Linked DNA regions of Mus musculus: all the other regions are linked to region 4. A link is a loop called in an ENCODE intact Hi-C map of the cell type or tissue named here. Cell type or tissue: left cerebral cortex. All regions are shown on one strand. Region 1 has its middle 57 kb from the start of Gm39905. Region 2 holds the start of Kif18a (kinesin family member 18A). Region 3 has its middle 45 kb from the start of Gm23749. Region 4 has its middle 18 kb from the start of Bdnf. Region 5 has its middle 70 kb from the start of Gm39905.

Region 1 (5,000 bases), 850 kb after region 4:
GTGTTGTGTACTCTATGCCTTTGCATGCAGTTCTTACTGCCAGCTGACTAGAGCTTCACTGGAATTCAACAGCAAATGCAAATGTAGAAAGATAAACTGTCAATGTAGTGTATTTGATCAGTGCAACCTTTAGAAAAGGTAAGCTTGGGCTACCCTTTCCATACTGTGATGGACATAAGTGGTCACCTAGAAAGGGCAAGGAAAGGCACAGAAACGTGTGCTGCTTTTGCAGCATGTATAAAATTGTTGGTTAATATATTTCTAAGGCTAGAGAATGTGCAACAGGAGTTAAATATAGTTATTGAACATTTGCCACATTTATGAACTTCAGAAATGTTAAGAGAACATTTTTATTTTTTCCTTCTCACACGGGAGGCTTTGGAAATGTGTACAATTAGCATGAATTATCAACCCCAGTGGGTGGGGAGTTCCATGTGTGCCTCCTACGATTTCTTACGAGTGTAACTCCTGCAAGCATCAAGCAAACACAGCTCTGGCTGCTTTCCTTTTGACAACCAAAGTTTCACTCCAAGCGATGCTGGAGGTCTTAGTCATAGCTGTTTCAGAATCAGAGTGTTTCATTTCTCACCCAAACCAATCTTCAAATTTATGTTTGGGGAGCTGACACTTTTAGGGTGGGTCTTCTGGGTCATCTGAATTTCTTCTATTTATGCATACTATTCCCGGACTCAGATCACATGGATTTTCCTTTCCCCAGTTTTAACCAACTGAATTTTAAAAGAGTTTATGATTCATTGTTCTTGTCTCTGCAATTTTCGTCCCACACTATGTTCTTTTTGTCTAAACCATATTGTCCAGTTACCAGTGTATACCTACATGGTTTTAGAGGCCAGAGACTTATGTGTTCTCTTCCTATTACATGGTCTGTCGCCATCATCACTGTAGGGCGCATATACCCAACAACTCACCTTTTGGTAGACCTTGCTTTGGAGTTGAACATTCTTGGGTTTAAATACTGCCTCTATCACTCAGCAGCTCAAACTTGGAGCAAATGTTAGCAGCAACAACACATGTACTCTAACAATAAACAAATACTTAGCTCCCAATATATGGAAGAACATTTTGCATATTTGACGTAGACTTTATATTCAGCCATGAGTATAATCCTTTGAAAGTTGTGCAATATTTTTATTGCTCAAAGCCTTAACTTCTTCATCTAAAAATTGAAGAAAGCAAACATTTCAGCAGTAGCTTTTCTTCTGTATATACACACACCACACACACATTTGGACAGGCTAAGCATCTCAAAACACCGTAAAAAACGGCTTGTGCTTCTCTTTCCCTGTTTTAGTCATTCACTTCACTACCTACCTACTCACTGAAGCCACACCTAAAAAGATCCTAGTGCAAAGTTTCCCCTTAGCATCCATGTTACTCTGATTTAGGTACTTTGCCAGACACTCATGTGTACCTGATTGTTACTAGAGTAACAATGATATCATAACAATGATTTAATTTCTGGTCTCGATAAAACATTAAATACTTATGTGAACCTGAAGGGTATTTAACATTTTTCTGATGTGTAAACTGATGTACATGATGACTAAATATCTGAGGTAGATTCTCAGCTTGGCTATAATGCTATGTAAGGCTCTGTTTCTAACCTAGCACTCTACCCTATATTCTGTACTCTCTTCATGGCTTCCTAATTCATTTCCTTTTTTTCAATTATCATTTCTGTTTCTTGGAATTATTGCCACCATCACTTAGTTAGTTTAATTCCTTCCAACTACCCACCTCTTTTAAATTGTCTCCCAAGTGGCCACCTACAACAATGGGCCACACATTTCTTCATCCATCCTTAGGTTATATTCTTCTGATGATCATGGTTTGTCACCGATTAATGTCCAAGTTTCAAGGTCATCTGTCACGTGGTCTCTGGCTTTCTACTCTCCTCATTTGTAATTTCTAAGTGAATTGGGACTTACCAGCATTTGCACGATTGGCACTTCAGAAAGTTGAATGAAGGGGGATAATAGGAACGGAAAGAGGTATATAAATAAAGGAAAGCTAAGATAAGATATTAAAAATGGCTGGCCAGAGAAATGACTTAGAAAGTAAAGGCACTTTCTGCCAAGTCAAATAACCCGTTTAAGCTCCAGGACCCATGTAGTGGGAGAGCCAACTTACACAAGTTGCCCTCTGATCTACACACACACACACACACACACACACACACACACACACACACACATACACACACAAACCATCTAATAAAAATAATAACAACAGTAATAATGATGGGGTTATATAGTGTATTAGGGACTAGTTCTGTACTGAAGATACAAGTTATTCAGTACTTCAATCATTCCATGGTACTGGGATCATCATCTACATACAAGGCACAAAGTGGCTTCCAACCTGTGGTACAAAGAGATGAAGAAACTTGCCCAGATTCATTCTGCTTTGATTTAAATCCAAGTAGTCTTGGCACCAGCATCTATGCTCTATGCCAACATGCTTGCAAAAGCAAGTAGGATTGGCTGATACAGTGAGAATGTATTTAGAGTAACACCATTTCTCAGCCCAGTTGGTTGATGTAAAAGGACATAGTATGGTCTACATCCTCTCAGGTACAGAAAACTGATCATAAAGCTATCCCTGCCTGTACTCACAATGAACTGATACATGAAACCAGAATGCTAATATGCTAATTTTAAAGTTACTAAACAATCCATAAATCTCCATTGGTGTGTACCCATTAAAAAATATGTATATATACACATATATGTATGTGTGTGTGTATATATATATATGTTTATATATATGTGTGTGTGTGTGTGTGTATGTATATATAGGTTCGTAAATCTCCATTGGTGTGTACTGTGTACTCATTAAATATATATATATATATATATATATATATATATATATATATATATATATATATTATCCTTTTCAGCGTAGTATCACTAATAAGGATTATGTTATATATGCTCATGCTCATTATGTGTCAATATCTGATCATTTACTGCACCCCATATGCACTATTGGGCCATACCTTTTAGGTAAACACAGTACTTGTATTAGCCTATGAGTATCCTCATGGATCTATCTATCGACACAGGCTTGGATTGGTATTATTCTACCAATACTTTGCCTTACACATGCCATGTGAACATTCTAAGATTAGTTCCTTATATAAACTGATACACCTAATCTACATATATGAACTCACTTGTCTCTTAACATTCATTTTGTATATCTTGACTCCAATTCATAATGTGTAGGTTTTATTGTTTAATACTTGAGTGCAATCTTTTGGTTTAGTACACTATAACCTTAATGTTAGTTGATAGAATGATTGAACCTGTGAGCAATGGGTATATAAAGGAATGCTGAATTAAAGTGACATTTTTAAACCAATTGACTGAGTAAACTCTCTCTTAGGAAAGTACTGGATTATTTTCTTCTATATTCTTACTATGCCTACTATGATATCAAATTAATATTGAATCATAAAGCTAATGCTAAGATTAACAAGTAGGTCATAGAAGTCCATGCCTAATTAAGTTTTATACATATTCTTATGCTATTTGTTGCTTAGGAATACGGTAATTAGTACAGAATCCTAGTCTTTCTCCTCCTTCACCACAGAATGGATGCTATATCTATGGTTGGTGGCATTTTTGGGTTGGGCACATCTCTTATTGCTTCCAAAGTAAACATGATGTGTTTGAGGCATCTATAAATCACTTGCTAAATGTACATATCTGGATGCTCTGACATTTTTTTTTGATGCTGTTAGTGTAAGTCTTTAAAACTTATTTTCTATAAAGAAAAAAATGAGTCCTTATTTATATAGGAATTAGCAGTTTATATTACACCTTCATGTTCCTTTTCTCCTCTAAGCTTTATAGTATCATCATGGGATGTTATACCTGTTTTTAAGATTAATAGTCTGAAATTTTACTAGTGATTGTTTAAACTAATATTGCTTAGGTAAGCAAATATATCCGGAAATTCTTCAGATGGAGTTACCATATGAACCAATAACAAAGAACTGGGCAGATCAAATCAAGGTCATTCCACAGAGATCTTTATAGGTCTGTATTTATTGCAGTGTTGTTAACAATACTCAAATATGAGAACATTGTAAGTGTTCACTAATAAAAGGATACATAAGGAAAGTGTGACACATATAATAGCTTGTGTATGCTTGTGTGAATATGCATGAACAGACATACACCCACTCTCACACACACACACCACACAAACACAGTGGAACTTTATTTCTCATGAACAAAAATGGATGGGAATGTATCATCATTCTATGCAAAGTAAACCAGACTCAGTAAAACAAATACCAACCTGTCTCTTGTTTTCTCTAATATGCAGAATCAAAGCATTTGTGTGTATGTGTGTGTGGGGTGACACATAAATGCAGAAGGGAGCTATTTGCATTTGTGGAAAAGAGACAAGTAAAAATGAGAAGGTAAGGGAATGAGCATGGGTAATGGAAGGGTGCATATGAACAAGTTATAAGATACATATGTATGATGTAATAATTAACCCATCCTTTTTAATGTTAATTAAAACTCACCAATTTGGATTTAACCAATCTGGAATTAGAACTAAGGTTATTCTCTCCCAATTTTCTGTTTACCTGAATAGGGAAATCTGTGTGACTGTGTGTATATTTGAATCCATTATTTCTAGATTCCAAAAGCCCTTCCAATGTTTTTGTTTTAGTTTGAGAATCTGTCTCTGCCTCTGCTCTCCTTAGCTTTGTTAAGAGTGAATGATGCAGCAGGTAATAGCAGTCACTCTAGAAAGTGGGCAGGTTCTGTCAACAGATTTGGGGCACAGATTTGAGTCTCTCAGCTGAAGGACAGAGACTATATTCATAGGTGAAGTTTTATATGTTGCTGAAACTTGAGATAAAGGTGGTCTTCTAGAAAACACTTTAGGACTTTGATTCAAACTCCTGTTCTGGTGGCTTGGGGTTTGTGTACACACAAAGCCAGTAGAAGAGAAAG
Region 2 (5,000 bases), 390 kb after region 4:
TTCATTTTCTTGACTTTAGAGAGTAGGAAAGATGTATGATTCTTTAAAATTATGGTCAATCTTTCATTGTTTAAAACGATAAAATTAGAATAAGGATGGGACCAAGCTTTTAAAATAGTTAATGAGGATTAAAGAGTTTAAAGCTAATTGGAACTTTCTATAGTTATTTTAAAATGCAGTAAGGATTCAAGTGATACTTGAGAAGAAATTTTGACAGTCTCTTAAAGGAGTTTTAAGAAGTACAATGTCAAGTGTAACTTTGTGTCTCAACCTGCTACAGATTTTAAGATTGATCTTATTTCCTATTCCTCTTTGTTCTTTAGCTAGGGCACCAGAAAGCAAAGATTCCCTTCTCCTACATTAAAGTGATGTTTTCTTTTTCAAACATGGCTAAAAGTCTGGTATCTAGTTGATTCTATATCAAGTACAAAGACCATGTTTAATATGAAACAGATAATTGTTATCTGTGGAATAGGATGAAGATTTGCAAATTCTTTTTGGACAATGCTTTGAGAACAGTATAGACCCTGATCAATTAAGTCATATTCCATCTTAAATGGTATGCTGTTAAAGAAGAAACAAAAGAGCCAGTGGTAAGATTTTTTTTGGTGGGAATAAAGTAAGTCTATAGATTACAGTAGACTATTGATCCATTCCTGAAAGACTGAGTATAAAAGAGGATGATGAAGGGGCTCTAACTGGCAATATTCAAACTAAAGAGCAAATGGTATTTAAGAGCCTTTCCTGCTACAAAATTGTATGATTAATCTATATGTTAGGAAATATAAGAAGAAAAAGAATGCTGAAATGACGGCAAATAGGATTATTATTTTAAACCTATACAGTTCTCAAATATAAATAATAATTAAATTAATAAAAGTATATAAAAATACATAGAATCCAAAAGGTAATTTACTCATGTATAGGCCCTGAGAATTTTCTACATAAAAATTAAAATTATATACTTCCTTTAAAAAAAATAAAAATACTTAGGTGGCATTAAGGATTCTACACATTCTAGATATACACTGTCATTATACATATATCACGTAATGACTGCAGCAATAAATTAATAGTCTGCCAACATGCACTCCCCTTCCTGTGAATTGTTATTTAGTTGGTATGTTTGGATTAGAATCTATTACCCCACTCCCCATCACTGCTCACCTCTGTGTTTTTCCTGGAAGGAGTGAATTATGAAATGTAACTTGGTTTTTTTCCTTTTGTTTTTCTGATACCATACAGTAAGTATTCTTAATGAATATGATTGAAAGGCTTTCCCCAGGTCAGTATGGTGGTAACAGTGATGCTCACATGAGTTACTCTCTGCCAGGAACCATGGCAGACACTTCATACCCAAGTCATTCAACGCGCATAATAACTATGCAAGGTTGCCTCACATACGGAGGAACTTAGTAATGTTTCCAAATGTTATTACTAATATGACAGAAAGCGGACCCAGCTACAAATCCAAATCTCATGACTGAGAAAAAGAAAATGCTTCCAAACAGGTGTATAGAAGCACAATGACATAGCTACGAATTATTCCCAACTCAGGTAGAAAATTCTGATTCGACATGGTTTAGAACAGGGACCTTGCCTCATTTACAGTTTCTATCTGGCTTAAACCTTTCTGTCAGTCACTGATTTGACTGCCTTACTAACACGAGGGAAGATTATCAGTATTGGTGGTGGGCCAATTGTTTTTCTATTGCCTTTCATAGCATTAACAGCATAGTCAATTTATAGTGTCTATTGAAAAGTATAACTACAGTGGGACAAAATGCTCTTTAAAATAAAAAAATCTTAAATATCTGTAAATACTGGTTCAATGAGAATACCTCTCAAGGCAAATCATTCCTGCTGACTGAAATAGTTCTTTTCATACACTGAATTCAATAGCAAGTACTATTTATTAGCTCTGTGGGATTCATATTCTCTAACATCAAAGGTCAAGAAAACCTTCCAAAACCCAAGGTAGGAACTGGACAAAGTGGACTGATGTCACCAACAAAATTAGTTCTACTCCAGTAATCCCCATTCATATTATAATGAGCAACAGTCAGCATTGGCTTTTTTTGTACTAGGCAAGGCAAATGAGCTCCTGCTGAAAAGGCTGCAGAAACTGCAGGATTAGAGGCTGCTTTCTGGCCTCCTGGCACTTTTTTGTCTTTGTTTCTTTTTTTCCGTGACCTTCAGCATCACAGGTGAGCAGTCAGGGCCGGTTTTGCTTGAGGCTACAACTGGGCTCCAGACTGACCTGACAGCCTCTCTGCACAAAAGCTCCTCCCATGAAGTAAAGCCCAGAAGTCGCACACTCCCATGTGCAGCCCAAGCAGGACACTCTGAATTTGGAATCCGGAAGGAACCTCACGCTCTAGGAGGCTGAACTGTGAGCGTCCTCAGTTTAAGTCTGAGAAAGGGACCAGCTTCCCCTCGGGGTTCAGTGGCGAAGCCTAGAACCTCGGTGCTGAGAAAGGCTCGCCTTGTCATGCACACTCGGTAGCTCCGGGTCTTTCCAAGCCGCAATACCGAGGGGACCCTCGACCTGCATCGCCCGCCGAAAGCTAATTTGTCGCCTGACACCGGATCCTCCACTCCGGCGACCCTCGAATCAACCCACGCGTCCCCAGACACAGCGCCCACCTCACTCACCTACAAGAAGTGACCGTCACAACTTGGCAGAGTTGGCTTCCAGGCGCTCCAAACACAGCCACAAATTCAAACCCAAGCCAGCTTCCCCAGCTATCCATCTCATTGGCTGCCGTTCGGATGACGTCAGCACGTCAGACGTTTTCCTGAGCGACTCGCAGTTTGGCGCCAGAGGCTGGGCCTCAGATGCCGGAGGAGAAGTTACTTTCCTGGGCGTCGCCGTGGCAACGCGCGCGGTCGTTTCCGGCAGCCGTGACGGAGGTGGGCGGAGCTCGGGCGGCGGTGCAGGTGGGAAGCAGCCACCTGGGATATTTAGTATTGCCACAGTCCTAGGGTCTGGGGTGCCCTGGGCTTTGGGTGATGTTTCTCTTAGGGGGAGAGGCGGAGTCTGCGGGCCTGTAAAAGGGCCTGGGTTATTTTGTCCTTTTTCCCTTTCTGATTAGTCAAGTTCCCAAGGATTAGGACTCAGGCTTTGGAAGGTATGGTGCCTCCATGTGAATTAATTACAAGTCCCAAGTCTTCTTTTGTCAGGGTTTCCTGGCCTGCTCCCGTTATTACTGATTAAAAATATTTGGTATTTGCGAAAATATTTGCTATTTGCCAGCATTTAACATGCTCCAAGTATGACCTTACAAACTAAAAATCACTTAAATATATTGGCCTAGTCACATTATTGGATCATGGGCTTCTTGTTTCAGATTGCATTATTTCTGAATGTATACATTAGAAAGAAAAATGCATTAAAAACATAGGGAATATTAAAAAATTGGCAGGGTATTTTATATTTGTATTGTTGGCTAGGCAAGCCTTTTATCAGTTGACATTCTCAACCCTTTAGAAAAATTTAGTAGTACGATCTGAATTACATTGTTATTGTTTATATGACTCTATTTAGTAAGCAACTCTTACTTGCAGATTTTAGGAGCATATTAGTACACACTGAAGTCAGCATCCCTTCCCTCCTGGAGTTTAGATTTCTGTAAAAATAGGATGTTACAGGGCAGAGGATTTATGCATGTGTCTGTCTATTGTCTATCTATCTATCTATCTATCTAATCTATTTTATATTTTTAAACAAGGTCTTGCCCAGTAGTCATGGCTGGCCTGGAACTTGCCATGTAGACACAAATGGGCTGGAACATATAGAGATCTTCTTGCTTCTGCTTCCTGTGTGCTGAGATTAAAGGCATAGGCCACCACACCCAGCAGTGCAGAGTACTATTAGTCACATTTTTACGTTGAAATCCCATAGATTATGATTATGTCTTAAATCTACTGAAGAAAATCAGGAGAGTTGCAAATTATACATTATTCTTTGTTTTATGAATTTTTTCTGAGCCCTGGAGAGTGCGTCAATAAAGTGACTACTTATTTCTTATTATAGTATATGTACCAACTAATGCCATCATCATTTTTGTGACATTGGTTTGGTAATAAAAATGAGGAGAGTTTGCAAGGCAGTGGTGGCACACGCCTTTAATCCCAGCACTTGGGAGGCAGAGGCAGGCAGATTTCTGAGTTCAAGGCCTGCCTGCTCTACAGGGTGAGTTCCAGGATAGCCAAGGCTACACAGAGAAACCCTGTCTCGAAAAAAAAAAATGAGGAGAGTTCATTTTGTTTTAAATATTCTTTCCATATATAGTGCTTGACCTTTGGTGTCTCAGGCATATTTTTAACCCCTTAAACATTACCTTACTTTATTCTCAAAACAGACTATAAGATATAAACATATTGTTTTGATTTTATTAGGAGAAAACTGAAGTGTTAGAAAAACTTTTATAGGGAAGTATTTCTCTTGTAAAAGAAACCAAGTCAAAATTAGCCATTTGTTTTTAAAATACTTTCTAGGTCAAGTGACTATAATATATTTTAATTTAGTTTGAAAATATGTTTATCTTGTTATCTTGAAAAATTATATTGGTAAATGACTAAGTAGGCATGTACATTCCATCTTTGTCTTGTTTTGACATTCACACTATATAGGCTTCTTAGTGTTACAAGTGTCGCCACATGTAATCCCAATACTACCCATTTAATTTCACTTCTGCATTGCACTTGCTTGATAGCAGGGTTCCACTAATGAGATCCATACTCTCCAGGAATCATACATTTGGTTAAAACAGAGAGGTTTTAACAATACAACCAATACTATTATTGTGCAGTTGTCAACTCATGAATTTGGCAGAAGTAATAACAGGACGAGAGAACCTCATGCTTTTTAACAAAATTAAAGAGTCGGGGTAGGGGACCGGAACTTCCCAAAAGTACAGGGTTAAGAAGGTTGAAATTTCCACCTTTGGTTAGAAATTGGATGATGCATGGAGCCATTATTTTATAGTAGACAGAAA
Region 3 (5,000 bases), 1.6 Mb after region 4:
CCAGGTACCTATGTTAAATCAGGATCAGATTAATGACCTAATCAGTCCTATATTCCCTAAAGATTCATATTCTTATACACACACATACACATTTAGAGACTGGGGGTGTAGTATTACAAATAGGTTAATAAATTAGGTAGTTAAAAAATAATAGTTCCCCCTAGGAAGTAGCATGCCTCTTTTCAATTGAAAACAAAACACAGAAAGGCATCTTCTAGGATCAAGGAAACAGAGTGCTAAAAGTCACAGAGCCTCCTGAAGCTTTGGACTTGAAATTCTCAGAATGAAGATGATATGGGAGAAATATATTTCTGCATAAGTCATGCAGATTACGATATTCTATTATAGGATTCTAAATGAAAGGTGGATAGATTTCCATAGTTTATTCATTAAAGGATTCCATGCCTCAGTCAGAATGGCATTCTTAGGACTTAAGTCCTAGGTAATAGTGCCAGAATGGAAAAGGTGTACTTTCATGATAGGATCTAACCTTTGAAGCATCATGAAACAGCTATTAGCAAACTGTGATCTTTATGAGCATGAATGAAGTCTTAAAAGTAATGAAGCAAACTAAGTGGATATCTTTGTTTTTATGCATTCTTCACCATATCTCCAGACTAAACCAAAATCCAACCAGTAAAATGTGATATTGTTTCCTAACTCAGTATGCTCCAATATTATTTTGCATATAATTGTCTACTAGTTAGGATGTTAACCATTATGCCATTGAAATGCAAGGCAGAAATAATCTCTAAAATAATATACTTACATTTGGGTAAGTAAAAAGAAAACCCATTTAGGAAAGTAAAACCTGCATAATTGCGTGCATAGGAGATGACAGACTTCGAAACAGATTTCTAATTAAATAGTATCTGAAAGTATATTCAATACTTGTGGATAATATGCGAGTTGTAATTAACTTAGGTCAAGTGCTAATAAGTAATACTGTATCTCTATTTTCTCTTTTATTGTCTTAACATTCCATTAAAAGGTATGTTAATGTACTCTGTAGCTAGACAGCATAGTGCATAATTATTGCAATTGAAATAATTGCATGTACACTTATGACAAAAAACAGACAATTGTATTATACTAACAATGTATGTCTTAGAAACCCAAACCCATAAGATTTTTCCTATTTAACCATTTCTGTCTCATTTGAACAATTCCATTTTCTTATCAAAATTATAATTGAGTCATTTTTATGAAACTCAGAAGTATAGATGGAAAAAGAAAAAAAATGTTTCATTTCATTCATTTATATATTTTGAAAAATACTCACTCATTTTTCTTTCAATTATATAACTCTAACTTTTAATCTTTTCAAATATATACTTCCTTTTCACGAAACTAAGTCAAATGGTGATATTTTGTACACTAATCTTCTTAAATTTTATTTTTCAGTAACATTTCTTATAGTTCATGGGATTATTTTAAAGCTGAATCACATGAGGAACTGCTATCATTTACTTTTTTCCATGATGAGGCATTAAATTTGTTTTTATTGTTTTCTGATCACAGAAAGGAAACAAGGGTAGGAAATGTATAGCTATATCTTTGCAGGCTATAGCCCCCTTTTTCTTGTAGGTTTGATTCCCAGAGAAGGAATTGCTGAGTCAAGAAGTATACATATTCAGTATATAGATAATTTATTGCCACATTTTCCCTCAGAATTGTGAGAGCAATTTTCATTCCCATTAGCAATATCTAGGCCCAACCATTTTCTGCATCATTACCAGTCTGACTATTTAACTATTTTGAAAGATGACTATTAGCATGTTTCCCAACCTATTGTGGCATTCCTTCTTGTAAGTAAAAGGACTGTAAACATAGAAAACATGGTTTATATGAAACAGGTAACTTCTCAGTAAACTCTAAGAATGAAGTAAAAGGAAGAAGAGATTCTGAAAATTTTCTAGAATTAAAAGAGCAACGAAAATATGCATGAGCCTTAACTATGTTACAGTAGATATGCCTATTTCTTAGTCGGTCACATAGCTATAACAAATAGCCTATAAGTGTGTAGATGCATTTGTACATTGGCTCAATATTTTGTTGAACATAAAATACCTTCTTAGTTAAGAATTGGTCTTACAGTCATATAGGAAAGTAGTAATAGAACTAATAGCCCATTCCCAGACATTAATGAGCTGACATGTGTTTTTTAGCTGATATTGGAAACAGCACACACATTATCACAGTGCACAAAAAATTAGAAAACTGACTGTCTGAGCATCTGTCACACCTGCTCACCCTCACTACACTTCCTCACTTGGACACATTTTCTTCGTCCTGGCAGTTCTGTTTGGATTCTCTGTGACTATAAATGGCACCCTCTTCTGGTGCCTCTTTTACCACAGTAAAAGATTTTCTGTGGTTAGCCCTTTTCAACAAAGCCTGCTGTGCCAAATGAAGGGCAAACTACTGAAGACTCTGTAACCAGCAATTAAATATTGCATACAAACGTTTTTTCTTCCTAATGGGAGTTTCCCAGCGCTAGGGAAAGCATCTCCTTTACCCAATCGACTCACAAGAAAGCTTGTCAATGGAATGAAAGCAAGACATTGAATGATTTCCACTGTGATAGGATAGCAGTAAAGAATAAAAAGGAAGCAGTAGTCGTAGTCGTAGTCGTAGTCGTAGTTGTAGTGGTAGAATAGTATTAGTAGTATCTGAATAGGCAATGCCTCTCCAGCAAGAACTACTCACCCACATAAATACATGGAAAGAAGCACAGAGGCTAAACAGTCCCTTTGGCTCCTCATCATTTACCTAGAACACCCAAATCGTTTCTAGTATAATGAGTGTCCAAAGAGAGAGATGGATTGTGTCCAGAAAAATGGGTTCAAGACCAAGTGCTGGGCTTTTGAACAGGAAGCATTGCTGCACTTATTCTTAAGGCAGTTCAAAGATGACCCTCCAGTGTGAAAGCAGGGCTGGGGAAAGGAAAAGAGACAGGCCTCTCCAGACTCACACTAAAGAACAGCACATTGATGTCCCATTAACTTACAGGTAGCATTTTTTTGACGAAGACAGTAATTGAATTTTTGTTACCTTTTTCTCGTTTAATCCTGTAAAAGCATATCAGCAAGGGTGGAAATGTTTCTTAAAGCTGTGTTCCGAGACGCCTAGCTGAAGTTTTTTGTGTTTGTGCCTTTTGAGGTACCCTCCATCTATAAACTCTGACAGTGGCAGAGTAATTGACAATCTCTCTCCTTTACAGGAGGTATTCACCAGGAAGACCAAGGAAACAGGAGCCTGATTCTCATAACTACTCCATTTTTCCTTTTTGCATGGCATGGGGTTGTTTAGAGTTGCTGTGTGATCACACATTGGCAGCTTTATTCCTCAGATTCGAATGCTGAAAACAGGCTGTCATTAACACTTGTACTCTCTTACACAGATAGAGCACAACAGTCGGCATTTCAATTACAGCCCTATTGTGGCAGGAACTGCTTGGGGGATGGGATGGGTTTTAGACTAAGCATCAGGATATCCCTTGGCCAAAAATACACTGTGCTACATACGTTCATTCTATCTTTAACCCCTTGAAGTTGGTGACTATCTACATAGAAAGGAAGCCAGAGATAAATGATATCTTTAAAAAAAGAGAGTGAAGCAATTGATTTTCACATCAGTCACTTGAATGAGTGATTTTCCCTTTAGTGCAGGAGGCAGCTCCTCCCTAAATGCTCAGAGTCTATGGATTTGAATAATGGATAAGGAAGCGTGCAAACATCACGATTTTCAGATTTCTCCTGCTGAATCAGGACAGCTTGTCCAAAGCATCAGGGAGAATGCTATTCTTTACCTTGGAAACACTGCAACAGGGGAGCCGAATAATGACATTGCAACAGAAAGAATCCCAAAAGGCCTGTGTTGGATAAGCTGCAGTGGGCATGATCAGAGGCAGTTTGCTAAAAAGAGGTGGGCCATGGACCACTTTCCTGCTTGTCTTCTCATTCCTTTGGGGTCTCTGTGGAGGCGTGGGGGGATGAAAACTCAGAAAGCTACAGGGAAAGCATGTTGTAAAGGGCGGGATGGGTGGGGGGGATACTAATTATTTCTCTTCCTAGACTGCTCCATGGTGCTATCCTTAGAAATCCAGGTGCTAGGGGGCTGACAGTCATTCCCAGAGGGAATATTCCTTGACACGATGTCCAGAGTTTGATTGACATCTAAACTGAAGCACTAATATACTTTAAAATGATAATAATAATAATATCACTTAAGGCAGTAAGAACAAGAATGCATGCTAAAACCCAATCCTGGTATTGAAAAATATTACATCATTGTGAGAATGGTCTGGAGGGGCTCAAGTAAACAATACAGGCCTTTCTTTTGAAAAAAAGTCACACACTTATGCCTTAAAAGGTTAGGGGAGGAGGGGAAAAGGAGGTCGTCTGAGTGGAGCAAAGATGAGGACTAAGTCACAAGGTGACATACCAGGGTCATTTTACTTGACAGTAAAGCCACCAATCAGGTACAGGATGGAAACAAGCAGCTCCTTTAAAACAAAAAACAGAGCCAGTCAGCCATATGTAGGGCTATGTAAACAGGACACTTCTTCTGATCCCAGGAGTTAACAAAGACAGTGCCAGAGAAATGAGTCACTGAAGCGTGGCTGTGAAAGCCAAGGCCCAGGCTGGGGCTGAGTCATCTCAGCATCAGACCTAATTCACCTCCTCTGCCTCCTGGTCTAACTTCCCAAATAAAATAGGTAAGAGGAACCCCTAGTCGTGACTCCTAGCAATGGTGACCCTGTGAACAAATAAGCCTGAATATTCAGAATGTTGAAAGACATGTTGTTCTACAGATTTCTCTCCTCCAAAGAACCAATTGAACTTCAGTCCTCTTTTGCTTTCTCTGGAGTGTTCCAGTTGGTGTCTAGGTTGGGGAGAGACTACTCCACAGGGTACTTAGCACCTTCTGAGGACTTCTCCATCTGCATGCAAACAACAGTTCAGGATCTCCACTCTCTAAATAACCACTGTTGGATG
Region 4 (5,000 bases):
AATCTCCCAGTTCTGCGTTCAGCCCTGCAGATCCGTATTTAAAACAGCACCATCTGGGAAGGGTGGGTGGCGATGGTGATGCGGGCGCCTTGGAGTTCCTTTGCAGCACGCTTGGAATTGCATCAGACTGATCCGAAATCCCCCCGCCCCCAAGCCCTGCCCCTCCCGCCACGCTTCCCTCCCGGCCCCTCCCCTCCGCTCCTTTCGCGTAGATCTGACTGAGAAAACGCCTGGATCCCGGAACTGTCTGTGCCCCATTCGCTGCAGGCTTGATCCGTAAACCCTGCCCTACGCTCCCTTTGTGTGGCGAACAGCCTATGGGCAGTCATCTGATCCAACTGCCTGTTTTTCATTCTTTCTCCACCCCCCTCACCCCCCCAAATTTCCACAATATCCTAGCATCGTCTATGAATTCATCATTTCCACCTGCGCAGAGTTGGGATGCTTTCGTTCATTAAAATAATCTTGAGTCTTGAGTTTTGGAAATCTTTCCTTTTCCCCCCAATAACGCCCCTCACCCGCATCCCAAGCCTTATCCGGGGAGGGGTCCCAAGGCACCAAGCCTTACTCCGAAAGCTGCGGCAGGGCAAAGCTCCTGGCCTGAACAAAGGGCGGTGGAAGCGGTGGGAATGGGGGGTTGTAAGAGTGTGGAGAGGTCTTCCCCGCCCCCCGCCCGGGGGCACGCAAGTCCCTGAACTCCCGGAAGAGAGGCTGGAGGACAGCGCAGTGGCACGCTCCGGGCGCACCGAGTCCCCTGGGGGCGCAGGCGGGGGCAGGGGAGTTGGAGGAAAAGACTGGGCGGCTCCCAGCCGGAGTCTAGCTTATCTCCAATCCCTCCATCTTCACTCCCTGCTAGGCTACCAGGCCACCCAGGTAGTGGCGGCAGCTCGGCGGGGAGCCCGGGCCCTCCACCCGCGTCAGTGGACACAACCTCGCTTGGCTGGGCGGTCTGCGCGCCCCGCTGATTGGTGGCTCGGTCCTGCCGCCGCACGGAGCTAGGAGTGTTCTTCTCCACCTCCACAAACCACCCAGGCCCCCTCCCCGGGCCGTTCCCGGGCTCTTCGATCTAGAAAGGACCTTCCACTCCGGAGCGGAGCACCCCCCTCCTCCCTGAGTTACCCCGCCTGACTCGGACCTGGGCTCAATGAAGCATCCGGCCCGGCAGGGAGTGGAGCGCAGTCTCAGCGGCCCCCCTTCCCTTGAGAAGCAGGAGCCCTCCAAGCCAGCACCCGGAACTCTCGGGGAGGGATGATAGAAAGGGGTAAAAAAAAAAAATCACCCAAACATAAAGAACTATCCATCGAGGATCGTGAGGGCGATGGAGAGGTAGAGAGAAAATGAGGGAGGGATGGAAGCAGGAGGAGGGGGCGGGGTGGAAAAGGGGGGCGGGAAGGAGGTAGGGAGGGGGGAAAGAGAGGGAGGCAGGGATACCGAGAGAATGAATCCTCCTCACTAGAGGAGCTGAAATTACCTTGATTCATTTTTGTGGGTATTTAGCTAACCTCCGTCCCTCTCCCAGCTTCCACCTCCTCTTTCCCCACTGCACATTCCCTCCATCCTCTTGTTCTAAATGGTACAAAGTCAAATCTTAGGAAATCGAATGTTGTGTAAAAAGCTTCATAATTAGTAATGAATCTACTGTACACGCACACACACCACACACAAGCAAAAAGAACGGAAAAGAGGGAGGGAAAGGGGGAATGAGAGAAATCTTACATTTGAATCAGATATTTGCAGTTCCAAGTTAACTAAACTCATTATATCCGCAGGAAGATTGAGCTTCCTCCACCTCGATTTGCCCCAGGTTCTCACCTAGGTCAATTTAAACTAGCCAAATACCAAGAAACAACCATTTCTCATGCTCTCTCTCCACTTCCTCCTCTCCACTACGCGTCCTTTCCGGAAGATCGAGTATCAAAATAGCTCAAGAATTGGGGATGCAGGGTCCCCGCCCCGGTGCTTACCTTCTTTGCGGCTTACACCACCCCGGTGGCTAGATCCTGGTGATAAACACTTGCATTTCCCAAAGTTAACCCAGTATACCAACCCGGAGCTTGCCAAGAGTCTATTCCAGCCTACACCGCTAGGAAGCCAACTTCAGCGAGCTCAATGAGGGGACCAAACTGGGGCTCGCTCTCCAAACGCTCCGCTCCAAAATCTGACTCTCTCTCCAGCCCCGATCTCGGTGTGAGCCGAACCTCGGAAAAGACGCTTTTTAAGGGCGACACCGGGTTGGCTTGACAGCGAGGAAAAGAATACCTGGATGAAGTACTACCACCTCGGACAAATCCGCTGGCTCTGTCCAAGGTGCTGAATGGACTCTGCTCTCCGGGATCACACACCCGGCGCAGGAGGAGGAAAAGGTTAAAAAAATATTCTCTAATTAAGTGGTACTTGATATTGCTCTAGACGGTTTCTTCCACTTCCTTACGTTTTGTCACGTGTGGATGGCTTTGCCAAAGCCATCCTGTTAATAGTTGATCACATGTTGATGAGACCCTTTCCACGTATGCGAGCATTACCCATTTCATTATAGATAGACACTTCTGACTTATTCCTCTCGCCCCCAACTCCACCACTATCCTCACCTAAACTCTTAGTCTCTAACCCACTCTTACCCTCTCCACCCCAGCCCCAAACTAATAACATTATTGTTTTTAGATTGAAATTAACCCCCTTGCGGATGTCAATTATATGCCCACATATAAATCATACAATATGCTCACACACCATACAGTAAAGCAAAGGATGGAATACAAGACGGTTGTCAGACAAGCATCAGCTTTGAACAGCCAGTATAACAACCCCCTCCAGTTCCAAGTTTGTTCCACGCAGTTCCCCACTGCTGTGTTAAATCTCAAATGATTCCAATTAAACTTGCAGTGGGTAAACCCGATTCCCCTGGCCTGAATAGCTGCTGTTCTTTGGCGTGTGAAGTGCTAGGAAGAGCCATGATATGCCTGTTGTTAGGCAACATGTCAAGATTTTTCAATTATAATGCACGGTTTATTGCTACTCACCATTGTGGCTTTGCTGTCCTGGAGACTCAGTGTCTTAAAATCTTGTCTCCCCAACAGATGCAGGAAGGTAATGTGTCTTGTTTGAAGTCATCATGTGAGAAGTTCGGCTTTGCTCAGTGGATCGCCCACCACTTGGTGTGACTTATGAATCTAATAACCCTTCGCAATATCCGCAAAGCTTCAACTCTCATCCACCTTGGCGACTACAGAAGACAAAGCAACTGGCATCGATGTTGAAAAACCTATAGATTTACGCAAACGCCCTCATTCTGAGAGACACGTTTCCCTTTGAGTTCTTACGTGATTCTAATGAATGAGCGAGGTTACCAATGACTGTCCAATTGCCCTGCTATATAGCGGGCGTTTCCTGAAGCAGCTTTCTCAACGCCTGTCACTGAGCCCTAGCACAAAAAGTTCCCAGAGAAAGTGAGGGAGTTTCAGAGTACCCCCATAAAAATAATCCAATTTGCACGCCGATCCTTTGCCCACTGCTCAGGTCACACCTGGGGCTCTGGCAAAGATGAGCTCGGCTCAGGAGATTTCCCTGTCGCCAGGTAAGAAACCCTTCGCCTTGTCAAGCTAGGGCGGGAAGACCGCTGGGGAACTTGTTGCTTTTCTGCACCAGCCGGCTACTGCTTTAATAAGAATACCAGAAAAGCGCAGCGGGGAGGGGGCGAGGGGAGGGGGCCAGGGCAGCCTCTCTGAGCCAGTTACGTGACCAACTCACTGTGACTCCCTTGGTAAAAAGGAAACTTCTTAGAAAAGTTCGTGCCCCTCCCCCACCATGACTAAGGGTCTCCAGCGGACGTGGTCGTGAGTGATGATCAAATGGGAGGGGGGGGGGGGGCTGGGTGATGGAGCGGGAGTGACTTGTTCTAGGGAACAACTGCGTGAATCGAAGAGCGCATCAGCCCCACAACTTTCCCTTTTCCTCTTAGGGACTGATGACTAGGCGAGAGGCACCCGGGCGAGCCACTAGTTGCCCACAGGAACCTGTGCAAGCCAAGCTCTCAAGCGGCTTGAGTTGAATGAAGTTATGACTGCGTTTGCTCTAATGGCTTATGGCTTCTCAAATGAGAGTTAACAGCCTCTGTGCGCGGCTAGGTCCGCCCTGGAGCTCTGAGCGAAAAGGTGTAGGCTAGGAGGGGAAGATCGGCGCTAGTCTCCCAGCTCCGCGTCGGCTCCGGCTCCGTGCTTCCTCCCCAGAGTCGCTGCCCTATTTTGGGTGCTTCCCGGGGTTGAGAACTGAAGCCGCAAGCTCCAGGAGGTGGGCTTCGGGCGGGGGGGCTCTCCCAGGAAGCCTCGCGCTGGCCACTACACTTCCCACTAGTGACTGCGCAGGCTGGGAAGTGGAGAGGTCACGTGTTGGAGGAAAGTAAGTTGGAAGGAAAGAGATGAACTTCAAGAAGAGTCACAATAAAATAAACCTCCTCCCCCCGTATGTGTGTGCGCGTGTGCGCGGGCGTGTAAAAATAATCTCTTGAAAGGCGGATGCGGTGGGGGAGGGGTGCAGTGGGGGAAGGGCAAGGCCCTTAGGCTGAGATCCTAGGCAGATGTCCGGAAATCTCTAGAAATGAGCTGTAAGTCCAGAGTTAACCATATCCCCCAACATAGGGAGGCGCTAGCTCCAGGTATCTCTTCACTAGAGTCTTCCTTTGCCTACCCTCAGCTTAGCTTACGCAGCGAAGCAGAGGAGCCGAGAATGAATGTAATGTAAACCAGTTGTTATGGAGATACCCGCAGCTCGGATGAGTGCGAGTGCCCTGGGAAGTCCCCGGACGCTGCTTTTCAGGTTTCCCCGGTTTGGTGCCGACACCATGATTTTGCTCTTCCTCTGGAGTTCCCACCAATGGACCCCACCAAAGGCATCACTGGCCCTGGCTGTGGCGCTATTGACTGCAGGGATGAGGCAGGGAGATGTTGCGGAAGATGGTGGATAGCTCTGAAGTTTTGGACCACCCAGTCCTTTAAAATTTCTGT
Region 5 (5,000 bases), 860 kb after region 4:
AATGCCATTTTCGCCCTCACAGTGCTTTCCCAACTGTGATCTCAGTTACTGTTCACAGCCCTAGGTGCTACTCCAGGGTGCTCATTTAGGCTCGTTGCTAGGTGCAGATGAGCTGAGGAGTCACAGGCTCCCTGCTCCTGGCTGCACTGCAAGCTGTGGTTGCTCTAATCATTCTGTCTGCTGTTGCTATCAGAGACAAGACACTCCCATCCTTGTTTCTCTGTCCCTGTGCCTACTTGTGATTGCAGTCTATCTTAAACATTTCTGTATTTAAAGGACACGACAAGACTTCAGGGAGTTACTAAATAATGATGATTAAAAAAAGAAAGTAAAGTAATGTATGATAAAATTGTTGAATGCTACATATAGTATCATGTAGAATATCTTTAAAATAGAAAATGTTCTAATTTAGTACAAACATTATTATATTGTAATAAATATGTATGTTATAATATTCCATTACAGTGTCTAAAGGAGAGAAATATAAGGTTTGATGCAGTAGATCTAAAATAGGAAAGCCCAATTGCTTTAAGCTTAAAGGTCATCAAAATAAAAAATCCCCACGTCTGATTATATTAGATTCCCCTATCTAGGACATGTTACGGAGATCCATACAGAAAAGGAACTTCTTCCCCCGTGACATATCACATTAACTATCCAGAATGCAGCTACTTTCATATAATGAGCTTTCCTTCCTTTTCTTTTGTAAAAACATTTTTTTGCATGCACATGAGTATATGTCTGAATATATATTTATATATGAGACTATATATATAGATATGAGTGTGTCTAAAGCAGCTTACAGTAGTGTTGCTTGGCTGAGTAGGAGGTGCTACAGGACTGTGCTATTAGTGAGCCAGAGGTAGGAGGTGGCTATGGCTGATGGGCAGGAGTGTGAGGTAATTGCAGGGTAATACTGTCTGCAGGTATTTTTAGATGACACCAGAATGAAAGATGTTGGTTAGTGGTGATGGTCTTCCTTCTTCTAGAATGCTGTTATGAAACATGCAAAATAGAAGATAAGGGCTGTGAATTTGGAACAGACCATTTGCCCATCTCTACTAGAGAAATGAATGGCAGAGGCTTGACTAGCTGTATTAGGGTAAAGTAGGATTTTAATTTTTTTTTTTTTTTTTTTTTGGCATCCACTGTACAAGTTTGGGGCTATGCCTTCAGAATCCTGTTTTTCTCTCAATAATTCACTGAAAATTAACTCATCTTTTTATTTTGTTATTCCCCCCTTTTTGTAAAGTAAAAACTGACTTGTACACTTATTGGGGCAGTGTTTCTTGTTCAACAAAGTTAGCTATCCATTTTCTTCATTTTTTCTCAATTGACTTGCTTTCCCTGGGGCTTTAAAAAGGGTACATACATTACAGTGTTCCAGAATTTGATACACTTTTTGGAATTTTAGTTTAATACCATGTTTTCTTTTTGAGAAATATAGCAACTCTAATCAAATAGGATTAGGAAGATGAAAATGTTCTAGAAGCTATGAAATTTTTATAAAGTTACTGTCAGTTTTTGTAATTCTGACTGTCACATTATTTAAAATCAAAACCTAATTTTCTCCATTTCATATCCAAATATTTTCCAGACCTTAGTCATTGTGTCAAACACCTACCACTCATATGACACACTCTTAAAATAGAATTCTACGTATAATGGAGGATTTTTTTTTTTTTTTAGGATGTACGTCCCTGAGGTCAGTAAGATAATTTATTTTTTGGGATAATCCAATCCTAACTATGCCAGACCACACTTATCATTCTGTTCAGAGATGACCAAGAGCAAGTCTTTTGAATTTCTTTGGAAAGTTTAATATGAAATATAGAATTTATAAGTCCCTTCCTTTTTCATTTAATATGAGAATACTTGAGGGTGTCCTACGAAAATGTAAAAATTATAATACAATCATGCTCTATAGAGTAAATTACTCAATTTGGTGTGGAAGTGCACTCTTGTGTTCCCAGAATTTGGATGGAAAAGACAGGAGGATGGAGAATTGTTGCAAATTAATTTAGAATGTTTTTAGCAGTTAATTCCAGGGCCTGGGCAACATAAGATTAAACACTCTCCAACAAGACAAAACAATCCACCAATACTCCTCTCCAAACTTAGACTTTTGAAATGATGAAGCTCTTCAAGTAGAAAGGAACTTTACTTCCCCCTCTGGTAAATTTGGAGAATACTTTGATATGTACTTTACAGTGTCAGAGTATGACTTTGCAGTTGTTTGCACCAATTCTTGGGAAGATGCTTATTCTCTTGCTTATATTTCTTGGATTGTCAGGATCATACTTTGAAAAATTGTTCTTGGGGTCATTTTTTTCTCTTCTGAACTTTTCTCACCCTGTTGACCAAAGTTGTTGATAAATAATTTCCATTTGGCTCCAAACCAAATCTTCCTTATTTAATAAGAAAATAATATTCATTGTTGGTATTTAATTAGAGATGATAAAGGAACAAGTAGCAGAAAGGATCTAAGACTTCCACCAGGAAAACTGGATCTGAGTGATGACTACTCCTTATTACATAGTCCATCTTCATCTGTTACTTCAAAATTCTCAGCCTTCTTTCTTTGTTCCTAAAAGAAATTGGATGCAGGAAACTGCCTCACAGAGTTATGATAAAAATGGATCTGCCATATGAAGCAGCTATTTCATCACTCGGGTATACATCTAAAGAAATGAAACCAGCAGAGTGAACAAGATGCATGGCCATATATAACTGCAGCATCGACATAGCTCCTAAGAGATGGACCCAACCCAGGTGGCCATAAATGATGAACTGATAAAGAACATTTTGTACCTCTATATAACATAATATTACTCAGTCATAGAGAAGAATGAAATGCTATCTCAAAATACATTAAAATACAGACGAGAAACATTATGTTAAATGAAATAAGCCAGACACAGAAAACCAAGGACTGCATGCTTTCCCTCAGACCTGAAAGCAGCAAGCATCAGACGTGACTGTTGAGGAGTAGGTATGGCGAAAGTTGTGTGGGACGAATAAAGGAGGCTGAGTTCGACCAGTGCATACTTTATATATGTTGTGAAAATGTCAGTGGCTGCCACTAGTATGATCAATTAAAACATTTTAACTAAAAATTATATAAAACAAGACTGAGATAGGTTAGTCAGTAAAGCATGGTTCTAAGAGCACAAGGTCAAAATAAAACAAAACAAAACAGCACAATGATATGTGCTCACAATCACAACAATGAGAAGGCAGCAACAGCTCGGGTCTCTCTAACCAGGCACTGCAGCTTTCTTGGTGAGTTTTGGGTGAATTGAGATAACCTGTCTTAAAAAAAGAAGAAGAAGAAGAAGAAGAAGAAGAAGAAGAAGAAGAAGAAGAAGAAGAAGAAGAAGAAGAAGAAGAAGAAGAAGAAGAAGAAGAAGAAGAAGAAGAAGAAAACAAATAAAAACCCTTAAAACAACAACAAAAACAGTGGATAGTGCTGCAGAAATGGCCTCTGAGATTGTACTCTGGCTTCTATTCACGTACGCACAAATGAACATATACACCCACACAACCATGTGTACTTGCACATACATGAACATGTATACAGAACCTGCACATACAACTGCAAGAAGTAGAAAATGCAATATTAAACATTTTAACATGATAGTGCTAAAATGCTTGATGAACTGAAAACCTGATCTGCACGTTGGTTCGATTTGTCCTTATTTGGTGATGTAGACTGTTTACACTATTGAGAATTACTAGGGCATCTGATCATAAATTTAGCATCAGCCAAATGCTCTTCTAAGACAGCTGACATTTAGAAAACAATGAAACTGCATCACTGTGGTAAGGCAAGCAAAGTGTTAGAATGATATTTATTTAGATTATTCCATAGAATTCCCTGTGTGGCTTTTAGTTCTTAATATTTTCTGGTTTTGTAGAGATTTAGTGTGTATTTTATTAGATATTTTCTTTATTTACATTTCAAATGTTATCCCTTTCTTAGTTTCCCCTCCAAAAACCCCTATCCCCTCCCCCCTTCCCCTGCTCCCCAACCCACTCCCATTACAAGTCCTGGTCTTCCCCTATACTGGGGCATAGAACCTTCACAGGACCTAGGGCCTCTCCTCCCATTGATGACCAACTAGGTCATGCTCAGCTACATATACAGCTAGAGCCACATGCCCCACCATGTGTTTTCTTTGATTGGTGGTTTAGTTCCAAGGAGCTCTGGGGGTACTGGTTGGTTCATATTGATGTTTCTCCTAAGGGGCTTCAGACCCCTTTAGCTCCTTGGGTACTTTTTCCAGCTCTTTCACTGGAGACCTTGTGCTCTATCTAATGGATGATTGTGAGTATCCACTTCTGTATTTGACAGGCACTGGCAAAGGCCCTCAGGAGGCAGCTATATCAGGCTCCTGTCAGCAGGATCTTGTTGGCCTCTGCCATGGTATCTGGGTTTGGTGGTTGTTTATGGGATGGATTCCCAAGTGGGGCAGTCTCTGTATGGTTGTTCCTTCAGTTTGCTCTGAATTTTGTCTCTGTAGCTCCTTGCAATTCCCATCAAATTTCCAACTAAATTCTTCACAGAGTTAGAAAGGGTCATTTTCAAATTCATCTGGAATAACATAAAACCTAGAATAGCAAAAACTATTCTCAACAATCAAAGAACCTCTGGTGAAATCACCATCCCTGACCTCAAGCTGTACTACAGAGCAATTGTGATAAAAACTACATGGTACTGGTACAGTGACAGACAGGTAGATCAATGGAATAGAATTGAAGACCAAGAAATGAATCCACATACTTATGGTCACTTGATCTTTGACAACGGAGCTAAAACCATCCAGTGAAAAGAAGACAGCACCTTCAACAAATGGTGCTGGGTCAACTGGTGGTTAGCATGTAGAAGAATGTGAATTGATCCATTCTTATCTCCTTGGACAAAGCTTCAGTCTAAGTGGATCAAAGAACTCCACATAAAAACCAAAGACACTGAAACTTATAGAGGAGAAAGTGTGGAA

What was found. A loop is a pair of places that touch in the nucleus more often than their neighbours do. Peaks named below come from ENCODE experiments on the same cell type or tissue, not always from the same donor. Only the 100,000 strongest peaks of a DNase experiment are listed, where the experiment ranks them.
Region 1: a loop joins it to region 4, with 3 times the contacts of the local background. A loop is called at or near these places in 3 of 42 quality-filtered maps.
Region 2: it touches region 4 in a loop (2.7-fold over the local background); 9 of 42 quality-filtered maps call a loop at or near these places.
Region 3: it touches region 4 in a loop (3-fold over the local background); 2 of 42 quality-filtered maps call a loop at or near these places.
Region 5: it touches region 4 in a loop (4-fold over the local background); 2 of 42 quality-filtered maps call a loop at or near these places.

What each region holds. Positions count from the first base shown.
Region 1 is chr2:108,821,673-108,826,672 of GRCm38, reverse strand. No RefSeq gene overlaps it. Among named protein-coding and RNA genes, the nearest start is that of Gm39905, 57 kb to the left of the region's middle. In left cerebral cortex, no CTCF peak of the experiment used is centred here; DNase peaks (open chromatin) are centred at 76, 490 and 2,463.
Region 2 is chr2:109,278,549-109,283,548 of GRCm38, reverse strand. Kif18a (kinesin family member 18A) reads right to left here and starts at 2,811. Exons shown (of 17, transcript NM_139303.1): 1 at 2,656-2,811. It also overlaps a transcript of Mettl15 not described here. In left cerebral cortex, no CTCF peak of the experiment used is centred here; a DNase peak (open chromatin) is centred at 2,815; H3K4me3 peaks cover 1,256 bases; H3K27ac peaks cover 479 bases.
Region 3 is chr2:108,032,425-108,037,424 of GRCm38, reverse strand. No RefSeq gene overlaps it. Among named protein-coding and RNA genes, the nearest start is that of Gm23749, 45 kb to the left of the region's middle. In left cerebral cortex, a CTCF peak has its summit at 2,342 (motif pointing left); DNase peaks (open chromatin) are centred at 3,365, 3,755, 4,657, 4,925 and 1 more place.
Region 4 is chr2:109,673,360-109,678,359 of GRCm38, reverse strand. It overlaps a transcript of Bdnf not described here. Among named protein-coding and RNA genes, the nearest start is that of Bdnf, 18 kb to the left of the region's middle. In left cerebral cortex, CTCF peaks have their summits at 19, 2,083 and 4,650; DNase peaks (open chromatin) are centred at 4,144, 4,402, 4,449, 4,646 and 7 more places; H3K4me3 peaks cover 4,751 bases; H3K27ac peaks cover 1,935 bases.
Region 5 is chr2:108,808,426-108,813,425 of GRCm38, reverse strand. No RefSeq gene overlaps it. Among named protein-coding and RNA genes, the nearest start is that of Gm39905, 70 kb to the left of the region's middle. In left cerebral cortex, no CTCF peak of the experiment used is centred here; DNase peaks (open chromatin) are centred at 85, 860 and 2,667; H3K27ac peaks cover 255 bases.